2 separate regions of the Mus musculus genome follow, and region 1 is linked to region 2. The links are chromatin contacts, found by Hi-C or POLR2A ChIA-PET in ENCODE. All regions are on one chromosome and are shown on one strand. Each heading gives the region's core, a stretch centred on a gene start or an enhancer-like site at or near the end of the contact. The rest is flanking DNA. Distances are from core to core; before and after follow the strand shown.

Region 1 (2,700 bases), core at 149-2,648, 50 kb before region 2:
AGACAGAAGGAAAGGGGGAGGACATTCCAGGGGAGACTCATTCCGAAACACCTTGTTCAAGAGCAGACCTATGGACAGAGATGGGATAGAGCCTGGCTTCCATCACTGCCATGGCCACCAACGTGCTGGAGAACAGCAGGCAACAAAGTCAGTGACTGGAAGAGAGCGGAATTTGGTTTCATCCTGTAGAGCGAAACTGAAACAGAGAAATCTCAGGTTGGTTTTGCTCTAGGACAATAGGGATTCACTGGACATTTAAAGTTAAAAGCAAAATCAGGTCAATATTTTATAAAGATCAGATGGAAATCAATACGCATTGTGGAGAGAAAGGTTTGGTTTGATTAGCGTGGCTCAGAAGCCTACTAGATAAAGCATCAAGTGAAGAAGAAAGTGTGGACGTGGGAATCCACTAGCGGACCCAACAAGGGTTTGCTAGCCAGCCAAGGATGAAGGCAGAGGCTGTCTCAGATGCCAGATGATCCTACCCTTGGCTAAAACCCCAACCAAAGTGAGTTCTGGAAGTGTTTATCCTGGTTTTCTATGACAAGTAATCTCAGTATGAGCTGATGTTTCTTTGTCCCTATTTAAAAGCTTCGAGTTTGCCCTGCCTTCCACAGATCAAGCCTTTAATACAGGAGATGGGGCGCATTCTCAAGGTTTGCTGTTCTGCCTAGAAAGCGGGGGTGGGAGGGCCATTCCCTTTGTGTGCGTGCTATGACTGACTGTGTGCTGGGTTTCTGAGTGTAAGCAAATATTCTAATCACCCACCAGATAAAGACCAGGAGGAAATTTGTGAGTCAGTTCAGTCAGATTTGTTCCTGTATGTGACCTTCATAGTACTTTCTGGCTTGAGGTTTATCTGTGGGGTAACCTGACTGGGTAATGCTGAGCTGGACTGAGAACATTAGGTCATAAGTGTGCTGCAGCTAAGGAGACCCAGGCCTTCCCATTGAGAGCCCGATTGTGCAGTCACACAATGGGCCTGTGCCTGTACACGTTAGTTTTCAGATGCTGTGTGCTAGATTCTTCAGCGACTTACTCTGCAAATGGTCTCCATCTGACCAAAGCTTACTTTCCAAATAGAGTTCTGCAGAAAATACACCTGCCGTCTGGCCTGCTGGCTATCGCCACCGCTTCACTTGGAGGCAGATCTGATTTAATCCAGACCACACTGCTCACTCGCTTAGTGGGCTTTGTGAGGCTCTCAGGACACCAGTGTCACCGGAGTGCTTGGCAACTGACAGCAACACTGCTCCACGTGAGGGCAGGGTTGTTTCTGTGTCAGCGGTTAAGCAACTGCGTTTTGGTGCCTTCAGCTACAAACGGATTGACCTTGTTTGTCATCCTTCAGGATGACATCTCCAAAATACCAGGAGACGTCCACCCATGCTCTAAAGTAACCGCGGAGACTTCAAGCCCCAGAGACGTTTCACAGAGAGTATTCAGATGGTCTACTTATATGAAAACTGATCTAAACCTAGTTGCTATATTCAGTCGATGTGAAATGAGAATAGCTTTTCTTGTTCTTGCCACATAAAATACCACTGTGTTTTGACGCCTAACTAGGGAGAGCTGAATCGTGGAGAGGGGAATTTGATCCTGGGTTGTCTTTTCAAATCTTGTTTCAACTAAGGAAAATGGGCATTTGACAAGAATAACAAAAAGCACATGATGTGAATAATTGCTTTCTTTTCACTATGTATCCCCCCCACCCCCCCGTAAAGGCAGAAATCATTGGTCTTTGTAACTCCTGCTTGTCTCCAAAGACAGGGAGAGGCAGAGCTTCGGGCCTGACCCTCCAAACTCCTGCCAGTGCCCATGTGTCAGGACAGCTTTTCATGATGGTGGGTGTGGCCTTACTTCTCAACAGTTCTCTTAGCCAGCCAGGCATGTGACAGACTGCAGCAGAACCCACATCTCGGTCCTATTGCTAGTGTGAAGAAGGGCCATTTGGGCTGCAGTGGTCTCTCCCGAGAGGCGGATCAGACGGATAAGTACATGGCTGAGAGAAGCCCAACCCAAACTGAAGATGAAACTCATGAAGTTAGGCATCTGTGAAGGTGGGCACGATGCAACAGTTTTTTTTTTATCATAACAAAGTTCTTCTACATCCTAGACGATGACAATTTCACGATTATTAAGGCTCTGCAAGTTCTTTATCAAGAGGTCTTCAGATTTTTATCTCTATTAAGTCAGTTGATAACAAATTTATCATTCACTTGTATAATTCCATTTCCCTCACTTCATCTCATTCAGAGCATGGCATCATAGCCTCAGAGAATGGAAACCGTTTCTATACTTTGGGAGGGAAAAAAGGTAATGTTAGTGATCATTTATTTTTTTCCCTCTTTCTAAGCTAAAAACGTGTAATTCTTAACACCGTTTTTTTTTTGGCAACCATTTTTACTTCTGGGTTTATGGAAAGTGATGTGAGGATTTTCTGTCTCAGGCTATGGTGCTTCTTCATCCGCTTTGATGTTGCCATTGCTCTCTCGTCTTCAGGGCAGTGTGTGATGCCATCACTACTCCTTAAACAGACCTACGCAATGCGTGTGTGCAGTGGGCTTGGCTGCATGCTATCACTTTCAGAACTATGCTACCTAGACCCTCATCAGAAAGGCTGCCACGTGAAGATATTTAATGAGCTTCGCTTTCTGGTATGGAATTCTAATAAAACATCATAGATAAGAAATGCTCGCT
Region 2 (2,700 bases), core at 132-2,631:
CACAATTTCATAAGGCTCATAAAATATTTTATCCAGAAGGCAACTTTTTAAAGAGTTCTTTCAAAATATTTTTTTCTACTACTTGAATAGTCTTTTTCTATTTCTGACTTCCTGTCCTTTCTTTTCTCTGCCATACTGCACATTTGCTTACTCTCTGGAAACAGAGTCTGAGTAGCAATGAATGCTCCTCTAAAACAAAATTGAATGACGGTATAAAGACCGCACGACCTTACTCTATCTCTGCACAAATTCTAAAATTTCCGTGTCCCTCTCCCCTTTAAAATCTTCGGGGCTGCAAAGGGGTCAGATACTTTAGTATTTTAAATAAGCAAGTGAAATATTACATGTGTTTTATGGAAGGAAAGGACGGCGCTGTGGTTGAAGTTCAAGGGTTTTTCGCTAGTCTCACACTATAGAGATTGTGCTGCACTCAAAGCAAAATGCTGTCTACAAAGAATCTTTAATGAGTGTGTCAGGTCTCCACAACCTTGGCACCTGCTAAAAACCAGGACTGCTGTGAGCCGAAAACCCATCAAGTTCACAAATGCCGACCCTACTGCGCACTGGAAGGCTCCACTCGCAAGGAGGAAGGAAAGGATGGGAGGTTTCCGTCGCATTCCCGTCCAGGTGAAGGCTGGATCCTTCACCCCGGTGTCCGCAGTAAACACGGAACTCCCAGCAGAGCGCCAGAAGCTCTGCTATCTCCCCAGATGCGCAAAACTCAAGTTGTCTCCGCGACTCAGAAACGACCCTCGCTCCGGGCTGCAGTCCGCGGCGCCCGCGGGCTCCGGGGGGCTTTTCTGCCCAGACCCTGCAATGACATCGCTCGGTCCGGCGGCCTGGGCGCCCCCTCCCGCCTGCCCTGCGCGCCCTCGACGCGCGCACGCGAACGCTGGGACCCGATCCCGCCGGTGCCGAGGGGTGCGGGGCGCTCGGGACCTGCGGCCCCGCTCCGGGCAGGCAGATCGGCGGCGCGGAGCTGGAGCGCAGGGGGGCGCCCGCGTGGAGCAGGGCAGGCCGAGTCCGCGATCGGTTCCGCCGCTGTCCCCACCACCCGCCGGGGGAAGGCAAGGACCGCGACCTCCGCGTCCGGTCGGCCAAGCTCGGGCCACACCCAGTGCCCCGGGAGGCGGCCTTCGGGCGCTCGGCTGGTCGATCGCCCCCACCCTGGCCACGCAGGCCCTGGTGAGCCGCCCGACCCGGGGACCCGGGCTTACCTCGTTGCGAGCGCGGCTGCTCTGTCCCGGGCCGGGGCGCGGCGCTGGCGGCCCCTGCAGCGCGGAGAGCGAGCTGAGGGAAAGCGGCGGTAGGGCCGCTGGGCCGCTGGGCAGGCTGGATTCCTTCACTGCCTCAACTCCGCGCCGCCAGCCCCACGCAGGGACACTCCCGCCCGCGCAGCCGCCCCCTCCCGGCGGCCGCCCGCCCCTCCGTGTCACTCACCAGGAGCACACACCCCGCCGGCGCCCCTCGCTCGGGCTTGCACACACGCCGCCGATCACGCCTCCCTGGGTTTTGTATCCGCTCACACGCACGTTCTGACACGGATCCTGTCCCTCCACACGCCCTCCCTAGCTCCTTTCCCACCCTACTTTCTAGAAGAATCCCCCATACAGCTTCAGCACTTCATTGGCTTGCCCCGCACCAACCTTCTCCCCTTCCCCTCCAAACCTCCACCTACCCTAAACTGCCCACTACTGTCCAAACACTGGGTACTACCCGCGTGAGGAGCAAGAGAATCGCTCTTCCCTACCCAGGAAAACGAACTTTGCTGCCCCAGCACCGTCTGCAAAGGCGAGATGCTTCTCCGGACAGAAGGTAGTAATGCTTTCTGGGAGTGAGCCAAGCTCAAATGTAAACAAAGATAGCTTATTCGGAAAAGCCGCGGAAAATCAGGCCCTGGGATGAGCTCTGGGGGCTCAGCCCGACCTTTGAAATCAGACTGAGCTGAAGTGTTTTGGCTCCTCGTCTTCACTCCGGGTCTCACGCGGGCATCTAATCGTGCGTGATCACCCACTGAGCTGCCCTGAGCTACCCAGTGGCAGCGGCTGGTGATGTTTCTGCCTGGGAGTGCAGTAGTTGGGAGAGGAAAGGCAAGCATTATTCATGATGGACGCACTTTAGATCGCACACCTCTTCCAGAGGCAGCAGAGGGAAATGCAGGCTGCTCTCAGGTTTATTTTTGAAGGGTAACTTCCTAGCCGCCCTTTCTCTGAGCAGTAACTGTTCCTTGGGTGAGTGGGGTGGGGGGCTTCCTGGCTCTCAGCCCTCTACAAATATCAAATCAGTCGGTTTCGCCTCTCAAGCTCAGAACAGCGGAATTGTATTCCATTTAAGGGAGTCGTTATTTGAAACGAATTACACTTTCAGGTAACATTCGGATCTACAATACATCATAGCCCAGTTGACAAAGGTCACTCTGATTAAAAGAAGAGATGAAAGGAAATAACTCATTTTCTTACCTGACTGGGAGTTTTCTCCCACCCCATAGGCTGGATTGGTGAATGAGTGTGCTTTATTTAGTATCTGATCCAACCCTTCAGATAAACTCAGTGGGTAGGTATGTTTTTTTTTCGCTTATTTGCAAATAAAGAAAGGAGACAAAAAGTTAAATAGCTTGTCTAAGTTTTCAACTAGTAACTAGAGGAAGAATTTGAACCCAGTCTGGCCCAACCTTTGTGCAGACGGAAAAGCCAGCTTCTG

Evidence for each region. A loop is a pair of places that touch in the nucleus more often than their neighbours do. ChIA-PET counts read pairs that join two places held with the same protein, here RNA polymerase II (POLR2A).
Region 1: a loop to region 2 is called in a map of left cerebral cortex, with 2.1 times the contacts of the local background. The contact joins the enhancer-like site here to the promoter of Spats2l in region 2. A Hi-C loop is called at or near these places in 1 of 37 maps with a recorded cell type or tissue (left cerebral cortex). POLR2A ChIA-PET finds 5 or more read pairs at or near these places in 1 of 5 experiments (embryonic stem cell).

Annotation. Positions count from the first base shown.
Region 1 is chr1:57,823,669-57,826,368 of GRCm38, reverse strand. The region is part of intron 2 of Spats2l (spermatogenesis associated, serine-rich 2-like); the gene reads right to left. Among named protein-coding and RNA genes, the nearest start is that of Spats2l, 50 kb to the right of the region's middle. Within about 2 kb of position 1,398, at least 1 of the 3 ENCODE cell types and tissues checked has a DNase peak (open chromatin) inside an H3K27ac peak, as active enhancers do; it is left cerebral cortex, where a contact is called at or near this core.
Region 2 is chr1:57,773,542-57,776,241 of GRCm38, reverse strand. It overlaps Spats2l (spermatogenesis associated, serine-rich 2-like), which reads right to left and starts at 1,381. Exons shown (of 14, transcript NM_144882.4): 1 at 1,218-1,381.